Linked DNA regions of Homo sapiens: region 2 is linked to region 1. The links are chromatin contacts, found by Hi-C in ENCODE. All regions are on one chromosome and are shown on one strand. The core of a region is the stretch at or near the end of the contact, and the rest is flanking DNA. Distances in the headings are between cores, read along the strand shown.

Region 1 (6,265 bases), core at 2,733-5,232:
GTGGAGGCGTATGCCTGCAGTCCCAGCTACTCAGGAGACTGAGAGGTGCGAGTATTGCTTGAGCCCAGGAGTTCCAGGCTGCAGTGAGCTGAGATCACACCTCGGCTCTACAGCATGGGCAACAGAGTGAGACCCTGTCTCAAACAACAACAAAGCCCAACAAAGCCAAATACTGAATAGTTAGGAAGATACTATGATTTAACATGGGGAGAAATTTTAGAAAATTAAATGTGAAGGAAAACAAATAATTTATAGCAATTTTAAATGCACAATAGAGTCATGAGCTGACAAAAGGTCATGTAACCGGTTTTGACGTTATCTGTTTTATTGTTTCAATAGTGAATTTATTGGCTCATGCAATATATTTTTGGAGATGGCGTCTTGCTATGTTGCCCAGACTAGCTTCAACTTTTGGGCACAAGTAACCCTCCTGCCTCGGTCTCCCAAGTAGCTGGGACTATAGGAGTGTGCCACTGAGCCTGGATATTATCTGCTTCAGGCTCAAATATTTGAAAATTATTTCACAAACGTTTGTCAAGGTTCAAATGGCCTTCTAAGTAGAATACTAAATCAGGAAATACTTTGTGCTCCTAAATTAGCGACTGTACCTCAGATTGCTTAGAACATAAACGTGTTCTAAGCAATATGTTCTAAGCATAATCATGTTCCAAGCCACAGCCCCAGGATATATAAGGCAGACTGTGGACCACACCATCAACGAGATGCCCTGGTAGGAGGCCAGGTCCAGACTCTTGGGAAGTCAAGTGGATGGCTGACTCAGTGGATCTCAGATGATCTCCTCCTCTGCTCTTGCAGGGACAGCAGGAAACCTGGCCTACCTCCAACGCCCCTGCCCCTACATCATTTCCCAGTTCTGGCTGGCTCTCCCCTCCTTGCTGTGACTCCCCTGCTTCTCTATCTCAGGGGGCTCCTTCTCCTTTCTCCAAGGCCTCCCACTTCTTTGCTGCCACTGAAAATACTCACAAATGCTCTTTTCTTTGAAGGGATTTACTGTTAACGTACATAGTGGAACAGTTTGGAAAATGCCTTTCACTAGCAAACGCAAAAAAAAAAAAAAAAAAGCTACAATTTGTTAGAAAGCCAGGCAAAGTGATCAGTCTAGTCCAGTGGTTGAGACCAAAGGCTCTGGTGACGGACAAACCTGGACTTGCCGGCTGCACGACCTTGAACTGCTTAGTCTTTCTAAGAATCAATTTCCTCACTGGCACAACACAGTACCACCACCACTTTCTTCAGAAGGTGGTGGTAAGGATTAAAGGAGAAAATGTATGCAAACAACTAGTTCTCATTATTGTTAGATTTTGGAGAAATTAGCCGCTGCTTCCCAGTCCCTGACTGCCTGTCTCGGGCGCACCCATGTTGCCAGTGTTTATTCCTGCAGATGGGCTGAGCACTAGGGCCAGCAGTAGCCCATCGGGTGACCTGGTGCGACTGAGAAAGGCGGGCCCTTCTTTTGGGCAGACCCGGGGCACATGGCTTCCTTGGTCAGGTGTCTGGCACAAACTGTACAACCATGCACAGTGACCTTGTTCCCAACTCTCCTTCCTCCAACACTAAACGACTTCTGTTCCTCAATGACCTGAGCCAGGCCTGGCACTCAGTTAAAAGAAGCCCTGTCTGAGCAAGGTGGCAGAGACGGGGGACCACCCTCTCTACATCCCTTCCCCCCTTTTTTTGAACAGGGTTTCACTCTGCCACCCAGGCTGGAGTATAGTGGTATGATCATAGCTCACCACAGCTTCACCTTACTGGGCTCAAGGGACCCTTCCACCTCAGCCTCCCAAGTAGCTGGGACTATAGGCATATGCCACCATGCCTGGCTATTTTAAATATTTTTTTGTAGAGACAGGGTCTCACTATGTTGCCCAGGCTGGAATCAAACTCCTGGCTTCAAGCGATCCTCCTGCCTCAGCCTTCCAAAGCATGGGGATTACAGGTGTGAACCACCGTGCCCGGCCTCCACCATTTTTTACAGTCAGGACATGAAATAGGAAAGGATGCTCTGTTTTCTTCCAGATGGGCCCTAGGTTGAACTTTCTGGTCCCTCTTCTCCACATGATGTCCTGCCTGGGCTCCCTGGCTCCTCTGCCATAGCTGGATCGTTAGTTCACCTTATGAAGCAACAAAAAGAGAGACCCACTGTGGCCTCTGCTACAGGCCAAGCAGAGGGCACAACCCAGGAGGAATGAAGTCAGTGTTCTGCTCGCTACCTGACTCCTGCGACAGAATCAACTGGCCCCTCAACAGGGGCTGAATCTGGAACAAAGCAGACGTCCCTTTATCCTACAATTTCTCAAACTTCTCATATCGAGCCTCTGTTTTCAGGAGGTTAAAACAAATTAATCATCAGTGAGAAGGCCAAAAAGACCCCACACAGGGACCCCAGAAAAACAAATGTCATCCAGCTGTGAACCATGAGGGCCCAATGACAGCTGACACGGCAGCCTGGACTGCGGTAAACAGAATGGCGAGACCAAACCTAAATGTTTCCCCTTGGAAAAATTAGCAGCAGCCACCTACAGAAGAATATTCCCCTCCATGCATCCAGGGGCCTGCTGACCTCTGCCCAGCCTTTCTACCTCATCTGTAACATTCAATCACATAGCCAGCCATCCTATGCACGCTGAGAGGTGACAGCGCCTCTGGGAATCAGATTAGAGAACACAATCGTTTGTGACCCTGCATCCCTGGGCCTGGCAGTTTCCTGACTGATCAGACCCTGGGCCCCTCAAGGCAGGGGCGCGAGCCACCACCACCGCCCTCCTCCGTGCAGTGCTGAATACATGCTACTGAAGGCTAAGGTATCGTCCTGCTGTGACGGCCTTCCCATTTTATAATTCAGTAGCGCACGAGGGCCATGGCTGCCTATAGCAAGAATGTGTGTGGTTTGATATTCACAGTTCCACTGTCCCAGAAAGTTTCCAGTTTGCTAGCTTGTAGCCATTTCCCCTATCTAGGTGCACTGGCCGTGATTTTACCCCACTCCATCTGGGGCGCGCCCGGCGCAGACAGGACTGCAGAGAAAAGGGACAGGGAGGGGACCTAGTCAGTCCCTACTATAACTGTTTCTCAAGACATTCTCCCCATGCATTTATTTGCTCTCCCGGGGAAAGAGCGAAGTGTGGGATGACTCATAGTGGCTAGATCGTTCCTCTAACTCCTCCCTTCTTTTGTGTGTGGTTTAAAAAAAAGAAAAACACACACGCAGCCCATAGCCACAACATCAACAAGACCAGAAGCCCCGCAGAGTTCGCAGGAGGTGGGCAGTGGCTGCGCCACCTGCTCGGCTTCCCCAAACTCCGAGCCCACGCCGGGAAGCGGCGGCTCGGTGGCCCCGGGCGCCCGGGCCGGTGGCCCCGCGCTCGCGCCGCTCCGCTCCGCAGCCGAGCGTGGAGTAGCAGGCGCTCGCGGCGCGGCGGGGGAGCCGCCGCGGAACCCAGGGCAGGCGGCCAAGCGGCCCGGCTGTGTCCAGCCATCGCCTGCGCCGCGGCCAGCTGGCGGCCAGGCGCGGGGCCCCGCGGCCAGATGGCCGCTCCGGGGACGCGCCGCAGGCGCCGGGTGCGCCCGGGCCGAGGGAGCGCCGGCGCGGCTGTGCAGGCAGGGGCTGGGGGCGGCGACCTCTGCCCGGGCGGAGAAGCTCAGGGGCCCGAGCGCGGCGGGCGGGGCGCGCAGCCTCCACGCCGCGCCCTTTGTCCCATGTGCGGCTCACACAGGGGCCCGCGTCCCCCGTGACCCCGGCCCGGGCCGCAGCTCAGGTCCCGGAACCAACTCCTCCAGCAGCGCCGCTCTGGCCCGGGCCGCCGTGCGGGGCTCGGGACACGGCGGCAGCGGGGAACCCGCGCCCGCTCCGCGTCCAACTCCGCTCGCCCCGCGGCGCGCTCGGCCCTGCAGGGGCCGCCCCGCGCGTTACCTGCAAGGAGCCTGAGCCCCGGCCGCATCTCCCTCCCGGGTGCGGAAACTCTGGCGGCTCCAGGCACCCGCCCGGACCTGGCAGGGGGAGGGGCCGCCCGCCGCGCACCCGACCCCCCCCGCGCCGCGCCTCCCGCAGCTCCCCACGCGCGCGGGCGCCCCCCAGCACCAGTCTCGGCCCGCCCCCTCCGCCCGACCATTGGCTGCTGCTCCCGTCACTTTCAGGCCACAGCCAAGTCCCTCCTCAGCTCATTGGCGGACGCGCCGGTGACGTCAGGCCAGGGGGCGCTAGTCGGCGGCGAAGGAGGCGCAGGGACAGACGGACCCGGCGGGAGAGGAGGAAGCCGGGTTGTGGGCGCGGAGCTGAGGCGGAGGCGGGGCCGGGGCGGGAAGGGGCGGCCCCAGCTGGGTCGGGCGAGGCTGGCTGCGGGAAACCGAGTGAGCCCTCGCTTTTCCTCCGGGGTCCGCGCGCGGGACCCTATTTCTGGCCTGTCTCGCGCTTCGCCTGCGCGGTGGTCTCCACGCTGGGACTGCGGCGTCCTCGCAGAACAGCCAGAACTCCACTTCTTCCTGTCCGGGAGGAGTTGTTTAAAACATGCGTATCTCCACCTTCTGCTTCTTAGAACAGAACTGACTGAAGCCGTGTTCTTCCCGCCGAGACCATGCCGCCCCATCGACCCTGCTGCGGCCAGAGCCACCCAGGGCGGGCCCACTCACCGCAGGCTCGGGCCACTTGGTTCCAAACCTCCACTCCCATCCAGGGGCCCGGCACACCCACCACACTCCCACTCTCAGAGGTCTTTGCCGCCTGCTTCAGGAGAAAAGAGAAACTTCCACTTTCCACCGGCAAAACTGCACACCTGCTCCCTCCATCACCGAGCCCCCCCCCCCACCTTCTGTTTTTCCAGTATCGCAGAATCCGATCCGTTGCTCCCTCTGGACTGGAATCCGTATCCTCGGCATTTCATCATTCCAAGATTCTCTACTCCACGTACCCTTGCTGCCACCCTCTTCTACTTTCCATCGCTGAAGTTGGTGAAAGAGGCGCCTGCCCCCAGTTTTGTGGTCTCTCAACTCCACGTGTTCGTTTTCACACTCGGTGAAATTGCCTTTTTAATTGTCGCAAGTAGCATCCACATCACTAAAGTCAAAGGACACTCTCCTTTCTCGTGTTAACTGATCTGAGCAAAATTCCTTCTTTCTCCTTAAAACACGTCTTCCTGTGGCGGGGGTGCTCCACTTTCCTGTCTGTCCCCAGTCTTGGCGTGCTTGTCTACTCTGGGTGACCACCAAATAACAGAGTTTTCAAGGTCTCAGACCTTTCCTCTTACTCCACAATTTTTCCCTGAATGATTTAACCTGCTGTCAACATTTAAATCAATATATCCCAAATTTGCAACTCTAATCTTTGCTCCTCTGAGCTCCAAATCCGTTTATCTAGCTTCCTATTCAGCTACTCCTGGTAACAAGCACCTCAAATGGAACCCATCCAAAACTGAATGCGTCCTTTCCCTGCTTGCTTTCAACTCCCTGTCTCCCTGTGATAGTGAAGACACCACTATCCAGTGTTTCCCAAACTCTGCCTTCACCTCGGCATCTAACAAATCGCCAAGATTCTACTTCCTAAATAACTCTGAAGTCTGTCCACTTCCTACCATTTCCAGTATTACGTATCATAATGTGCTTACTGCACGTGCGTTTTCCCGGCCCACACTCAGTGATGTCTCGTTGGTAGACTGTAATGGGCCATGGTCGAAGTATTTACACCATGGAAATTAGCCAACATTATGAATCATGAATCAGGGATCGATTTGTTTTGCTGATTGTCTCTAGACTTCAGAAAGTGATGGGGAAGATGTTAATAATGTAGATTAAACTTAAAAATGTGTTTAGTGCTGAAACAAGATTGCAGTTTAATGAGTTTATACAAGGGTAAGAAGTAGTTTAACAGATCACATATCAGATTTAAGGACAATAAATTTGTTGGCAAAAAGTGGATCGGTATGTAATTTCACTAGTCACATCATGGTTGAGTTACAAGCATTGGATGGATTCAGATACAAGCCTTTGGCAAAAAAGAAGCAAAGCTTTCTGTGAGAATCAGTCAAGTAGATAGAACTGACAATAAAGAGTGTCTGCCTTTTACTTGTGTATTGTTTATTACACATCCTTTATATCAGAAACATTTATAACACACATATGGTTGTATATATAGGTGGAAATAAAAAGCAGATGAGATTTTAGTCAGTTTTTTTTTTTATACTTTTAAGTTCTAGGGTACATGTGCAGAACGTGCAGGTTTGTTACATAGGTATGTATGTGCCATGTTGGTTTG
Region 2 (6,999 bases), core at 264-2,763, 3.4 Mb before region 1:
TGCTAACTTTCGGTTGTTAACAGAAGTTGGGATAGCTGGAAAATACCAGGAAAACAAAATTCTTAATGAAGAATTCTAGTAGGTCCAGAATCTTCTGAGTGGTATGTAAAGTCAAGGAGAAAGACATTTCACTTTCTAGGGAACTTTAAATCTCTTTATTCATTTATTTATTTTACAAATAATCATTGAGCCACTATTTAGTGCCAAGCACTATGTTTGGTGACCAAAGGAGAGGCGAGGACCTTGCTTTCGTGGACCTTGCAGCCCAATGGGGTAATCAACAGTATTCCAACACAGTGGTAAAGTAAATTAAAATGGAGACCAGGCCTGAAGAAACTATAAGCAGACATAGCCAGCAAGACCTCAGATGTGACCTGAACCTAGCTTGATTTGCAAACATAAGCAAAACTTAACTTGAGCAATTTCTTGTAAATGCCTATATTAAAGAAGAATACAACTTAAACTCCAACTAATCAGAAGTAACAAACAAATGTGTAATTATGTAACTAGGGAATTTCCAACAGGATAGATGAAATAAGGTAACTGTATAACTGCAATCAGTCAAATATTTTCTCTGCATTACTTCCATGTTTCTCCTATAAAAGTCTCCCCATTGCAATCCCTCATGGAGTTCCCAAACCAGTTCTGGTTTGGAGCCACCCAATTCTTGAATCACTATTTGCTCAAATAAGCCCATTAAATTTTTATTGTACCTCGGTTTACTCTTTAGCAAAAGTAAACAAACTAATAAAATAATCACAATTTCTGAAAAGTGTGATTTATTTATGAAATTTGGAATGCCCCAGTATGACAGGCAGTGGGCACACCGCTGGAAATACAGCATGTTAGAAAGGAGACAAATTTCTTGACCTCGTGGGATTTTCATTCTAGTGGGAAGTGACAAAAAAAAATCAGCAGAAACAGCCCTCCTTGGCCGGGCGCGGTGGCTCACGCCTGTAATCCCAGCACTTTGGGAGGTCGAGGCGGGTGGATCATGAGGTCAGGAGATCAAGACCATCCTGGCTAACAAGGTGAAACCCCGTCTCTACTAAAAATACAAAAAATTAGCCGGGCGCGGTGGCGGGCGCCTGTAGTCCCAGCTACTCGGGAGGCTGAGGCAGGAGAACGGCGTGAACCCGGGAAGCGGAGCTTGCAGTGAGCCGAGATTGCGCCACTGCAGTCCGCAGTCTGGCCTGGGCGACAGAGCGAGACTCCGTCTCAAAAAAAAAAAAAAAAAAAGAAAGAAACAGCCCTCCTTTCCCACCCAACAATTATTTATTTACCTACTATGAGAATTACTAGAAAGGAAATGGAGCAAGGTACTCTGATAGAAAACATTGTGATGGGGGAAGACTTTTGCAGAAAGGGTGGCTTGTGATGTGTTCTCCAAGGAGTTGCTTTCTGAGCTGAGGCCTGAAGGAGAAGAGAGGAAGGCTTCCCAGATGCAGGGGAAAAAGCTCTAAGCCTGGCTGGAGATGAATGCGTTTTGCCAATTCCTGGAAACAAGAGGCCTGACATCATGAGTAAGACAGAAACTGTGTAGGTGTTTGAATGTTATGCTCAGCACTAAGATTTGAGTACAGGGATGACAGGCTCTGATCTGTCTTATGGGAAGGCCAGTCAGCCTGGAGGAGGGATGGTAGGAGGAGGAAGGGCCAGGTGGTTGGTTAAAAAAAGCCTCTGCATCACTCACATTACTAGCAATGCCACCCGGCTGGGGTGGAGGGGGCAGAGGTAGGTAGATGTGTGGATTTACAATATGTTTTGAGGTAGAATTATTATTATTATTATTATTTTGAGACAGAGTCTCACTCTGTTGCCCAGGCTGGAGTGCAGTGGTGCAGTCTTGGCTCACTGTACCCTCTGCCTCCCGGGTTCAAGCGATTCTCCTGCCTCAGCCTCCCGAGTAGTTGGGACTACAGGCATGTGCCACCACACTCAGCTAATTTTTTGTATTTTTAGTAGAGACCGGGTTTCACCGTGTTAGCCAGGATGGTCTCAATCCCCTGACCTCGTGATCCGCCCACCTCAGGTAGAATTATTAATATTAGAAAAGCTGATGTGTCACGACAGGTTATTAAAAAGATCAAGTAATACACATCCCATCTCCATTTGCTCTTTACCTTTGTGGCATCAAGAGTGATTGCTTGGGTCGGGCGCGGTGGCTCACGCCTATAATCCCAGCAATTTGGGAAGCCGAGGTGGGCGGATCACTTGAGGTCAGGAGTTCGAGGCCAGCCCAGCCAACATGGTGAAAACCCTTCTCTGCTAAAAATACAAAAATTAGCTGGGCATGGTGGCATGCACCTGTAATCCCAGCTACTCAGGAGGCTGAGGCAGGAGAATCGCTTGAACCTGGGAGGCGGAGGTTGCAGTGAGCTGAGATCATGCCATTGCACTCCAGCCTGGGCAACAGAGCGAGACTCCGTCTCCGTCTCAAAAAAAAAAAAAAAAAGTGGGCTGGGTGCGGTGGCTCACGCCTGTAATCCCAGCACTTCGGGAGGCCGAGGTGGGCGGATAAGGAGGTCAGGAAATCGAGACCATCCTGGACACGGTGAAACCCCATCTCTACTAAAAAATACAAAAAAACTAGCCGGGTGTGATGGCGGGCGCCTGTAGTCCCAGCTACTCGTGAGGCTGAGGCAGGAGAACGGCGTGAACCCGGGACGCGGAGCTTGAAGTGAGCCGAGATCGCGCCACTGCACTCCAGCCTGGGCAACAGAGCCAGACTCCATCTCAAAAAAAAAAAAAAAAAAAAAAGTGATTGCTCGAAGAGGGAACGACCCTTTCCTCTTACGAAGGCATCTCTCCTGGCCCCATTTGCACTGCTGGTAATTTTACCCTTCATGTTCTCTAAGGCCATTCTTGCCATAGTCACTCAGGAGCTGGGTGTAAACCCAAAGCTTGGGGAGAACTCGGTTTATCATCTGAGCAGACTTCCCTTGGACTGCTTCTGTAGAAAATCCTACTAAACATATCCTGTGTAATTGAAGCTCCCGTCACTAATAGATTTATCTTGGTTCGTCTTGAGATTGGCTCCAGTCTCCTTAACTTTTTCTTTGCCATTTTAAACAGAAAGTTCTATTTGATCATTTGTTTTTTAGAATTATTTTTTATTTCCAATTTCAATTCTAAATAAAAATCTAGCTCATTTTTACATGAAGTTTAAGCCCACTTCTTTAATTAAATTGTAGAAAGTGTTGTCGATATCCAAATTCCTCTCTCGGTGAGCCCCAGGTCCTTCCAAAACTTCTAAAATCTTCACTTGAAGTAACTGTACTTCTTGATACATAGTACAATTTCTTCTTTATTTTCCTGTAGGATTTCTTCCATTAAGTTCATCTTGATTTACATTTTTCTCAGGGAATTATTTATTTCACCAAGATTTTCAATTTTATCACTTAAAATTATTTTACTCTATCAGTCTTCTCCCTAAATATGACTACATAGATAATTTATAAATTATTTGTTTTCCTTTTATTTTTTAAATTAAATTTGCCAGAGGTGTGTCTGTTTTATTTGAAGAACCTGTTCTTGATCTTAGCTACCAGTTCTACAAAGGACAAATTATTTTATCTCATCATCATTATTATTATTTTTACTTCTGTGTTTATTATTTCCTTTCTCCAGCTTTCTTTTTAATTGTTTTGTCTTTTTGCCCATAAATTCTGAGTAGAATATTTAGTTCTGTTCTCATAATTCTTTTTTCGTTGAAGTATTTAGGACTGTAAATCTGCTACAAAAAATAGTTTTGGCTGTATCTTATAGATTTTTGTTAAATAATATTCTCACTTTTGTTATTTTCTAGTTTGCTTGACTGCCTCAGTCATTATTTATGCAACCACTTCTAAAATATCCAAGTAATTTGGTTTTTCTTTTTCCTTTGAAATTCTAGTAATAGTTTGTGGTAGTATTTTATTATTAAAATAAAAAGGTACAGTTTTTACCTTAGAAATGCACTAAAGTATTTTTTTGGTGCAGATGATGATCAATGTTTGTACCTGGTACATGACACTTGAGAAGATGCATTTCCTGTTCTTAAGGTACAAGGTTATATCAGCGTGCAGATATTTATCCAAACATTAAATAATTCAAGTGCTTTGTGCCTGTAATTATTTATTTTTGTCCCCTTGACCTGCCAGAGAATTATGGTGATGCAAGAAATTTTAATACTCCTCACATGTTTCCTTGTATTTCTAACAATTTTTGCATTTCATAGAATGATACTGTGTTGTTCTGAGCTTAGTATTTCCTGAGTCTCGTACCTTTTTTATGGCTCTTGTGTATCAATATGCAATTAACCTTTTTTTCAATATATTCTTTATTTTTGTTTTTGTTTAAAATTTTTTCTTTCCATAGGTTTTTGGGGAACAGGTGGTATTTGGTTACATGAGTAAGTTCTTTACTGGTGATTTGTGAGATTTTGGTGCACCCATCACCCGAGCAGTATACACGGAACCCACTTTGTAGTGTTGTATCCCTTACCCCTTCCCATCCTTTCCCCCGAGTCCCCAATTTTCTTCAATTTATTCTTTAACATGAATGTACCACTCCTGCTTTTTTTTTCTTCATGCTTTCCTGATATATCTTGTTTCATTCTTTTATTTTCAACTTTATTATATCTTTTTCATCTCGTGTAAGCTTCATTTCATTGAATTTCATTTTTAATTTGAATTAATCTTGAAATCTTATATTTCTCTGATATTTATATTATTTCTAGCTTACGCTTCTGTATCTACCTTCCTTTATTTTCTTTTTTCTCCTACTGTTTCCAAAACCCCTCACCAATTAATGAATGACTCTGTTCAATATTGTGCCATACTCCCTGCAAGACACATGGAAATGTAACACTCAGTTCTTGTTCTTAGGGATTTTATAAACTAACTAGGAGACAGATAGCCATGCAGAATTTACAATTAAATACTAAACCATGTGTACCGGTTATTAGCAGAAGAGACTTTTTAAGAATATGGAAGTGTTAGCTGCAAGAACAACCAAAAAATGTCATAGCAGAGAGCATTACGGGCTAGGTAGAATTTAGCTAACTGGGAAGACAGACCTTCATGTTATTTACCCTATATCAGTGGCTGCCAAATGATATTCCTTCGGGGACTTATGGAGGCATCTGGTCAGTAGGTCTGGGTATGGATCCCAGTGTTCTGTATCTTTAGAAGCTCTCCAATGCTGTAGCTGCATGGCCAAATTTAGAAAACATTACTTGAAATAGTTATATCACCTACTCTGAAACAGTTATTACACTGTATAAATCTAGTAACTATCCCTGAAGGTCTTACTTAAAGTTTCCATTTGTCATAAAATGTTCAAATAAGGCACAAAGACTATGTTAACTCATAGATTACATTTCCCAAGTCAGGATAAAAAAAGATCAAGCACCTGCCCTACACCCTTTGGCTTTTTATTCTTGTGACAATTCTAATTGCAGTGTCCAACTATGCAGAAGCCTATAAGTCATTAACTATAACTATAAACAAAACAACAACTGCCCAGTTATTAACCACCCAGTTATTGCCAGTTTGAAATGTTATGGTATCATTGTGAGGGGAAAGTAAGCAGTATGTGAAAAAATGGAAATGAATGAACTGGATGTGTTCACCCTGGAGAAAGAAAGATTCGGAGAAGACATGATAGCCCTCTACAAATGTTCAGAGTTAGCACAATGAAGAGGAAGTAACTTGCTCTGTGTAAAGAACAGGGCCAATGAATGAGATCTGTGGGAAGACACATCTTTGTTCAATATGAGGAAGAAGATACAAACATACCTTGAGGGATAAAAGTTTCCATCTCAAGAGCTGCTCAAATAGGTGCACACCTGGGATTAGTCTTCAGACTGTCTTTTAAAGTTTTTTTTTTTCTATACCAAAGATACTAACAGACAGTCCCAAGCAGAACTAATTGCTAAAGTGGCCAATCCCAGCTTAGCAATAGAAGTTTTCCCCTGTGCCAGCGTTGAAATATTTGGTTGCCTAGCAACCATTATGTATCTATGATGTGTTGGAAAATCATTTGTTTGTGCCTGGGTTGATGTAGTTCTTAACACCATACTTGGTTCATTTCATTCATGACAAGTATCCCCATTATAGTTTGTTACATATCAAAAGGGTGTTGAGCTGCAACGTGCACCGTAGTAATCTTTATCAAACCCTACCCAGCTGGCAAGCTTAGCCATAATGATCACAATAGAAATAGATGTTTGATCCATGCAGGAGATGACAGGATAGGACGATGAGAGCACAGTAACAGTTTGGGGACTCATAAAACTGTTAACATACATTTAAATCTAGTAGAGTTCTTGGAGTGATGGTACAAGTTTAATCATGAACTCTTCAACATTGAAATCCTGTGAATTTTGAATAAGTGACTAATACCAGCATTTAAGGTATAGAACAAAGTTTAAATACATAACATACTTAGGTCATAACTTTGCATTTACAGTCTCCTAGGAAACCAACAAAATATATCTGGATAGTTTAAAAGTATGATCTCATCTATAAAGAGCTGCTTTATATCATAAGAACCAAAGAACTGTTATTTGTCAAACTTCCACATTAAATATCTGCCAAGATATCTTATTAGGTTTTCTTAGTAATAATGACTCAGTACATAAAATAAACCATGGAACTCTGTCAGATTCTATCCACGCTAAATAATTGAGACACTCATTTCCTCTCCTTTGTTTGATTTCTCCAACCCAAATCATAATGTTACAAAGTGATTGATTTTGATTCATTTCTCTTTCTCTCTGAAAGATTTAGAACTGCTTTAGGTAACTTTTTATTAGCCAGTCCAAGACATTTGTACAACAATATAATTAATAGCATTTTTAATGAAAATGATGGCATATTAATTGGTAATTTTTGGATGAGTGTTCTTCCTAATTACTTATTAACCTTTAAATCAGATATACACAAGGGAACAGAACAAGATTCATGTCTTTGAGTATCTGAAAGCTTTATCAAGGTGCTTTTTTTATAAAAAGAA

Evidence for each region. A loop is a pair of places that touch in the nucleus more often than their neighbours do. Pooled maps may share reads with other maps.
Region 2: a loop to region 1 is called in a pooled map, with 21 times the contacts of the local background. The contact joins the enhancer-like site here to the promoter of TMTC4 in region 1. A Hi-C loop is called at or near these places in 1 of 50 pooled maps.

Annotation. Positions count from the first base shown.
Region 1 is chr13:100,670,813-100,677,077 of GRCh38, forward strand. It overlaps TMTC4 (transmembrane O-mannosyltransferase targeting cadherins 4), which reads right to left and starts at 3,983. Exons shown (of 19, transcript NM_032813.5): 1 at 3,932-3,983. RefSeq lists enhancers at 2,359-3,248, 4,574-4,653 and silencers at 3,364-3,443, 3,494-3,853, 3,884-4,383.
Region 2 is chr13:97,289,463-97,296,461 of GRCh38, forward strand. The region is part of intron 2 of MBNL2 (muscleblind like splicing regulator 2); the gene reads left to right. It overlaps LOC101927385 (a long non-coding RNA gene), which reads right to left. Exons shown (of 4, transcript XR_001749966.2): 1 at 5,781-6,999; 2 at 5,060-5,190. Among named protein-coding and RNA genes, the nearest start is that of MBNL2, 71 kb to the left of the region's middle. RefSeq lists an enhancer at 1,428-1,487 and a silencer at 5,913-6,207. Within about 2 kb of position 1,514, at least 3 of the 41 ENCODE cell types and tissues checked have a DNase peak (open chromatin) inside an H3K27ac peak, as active enhancers do.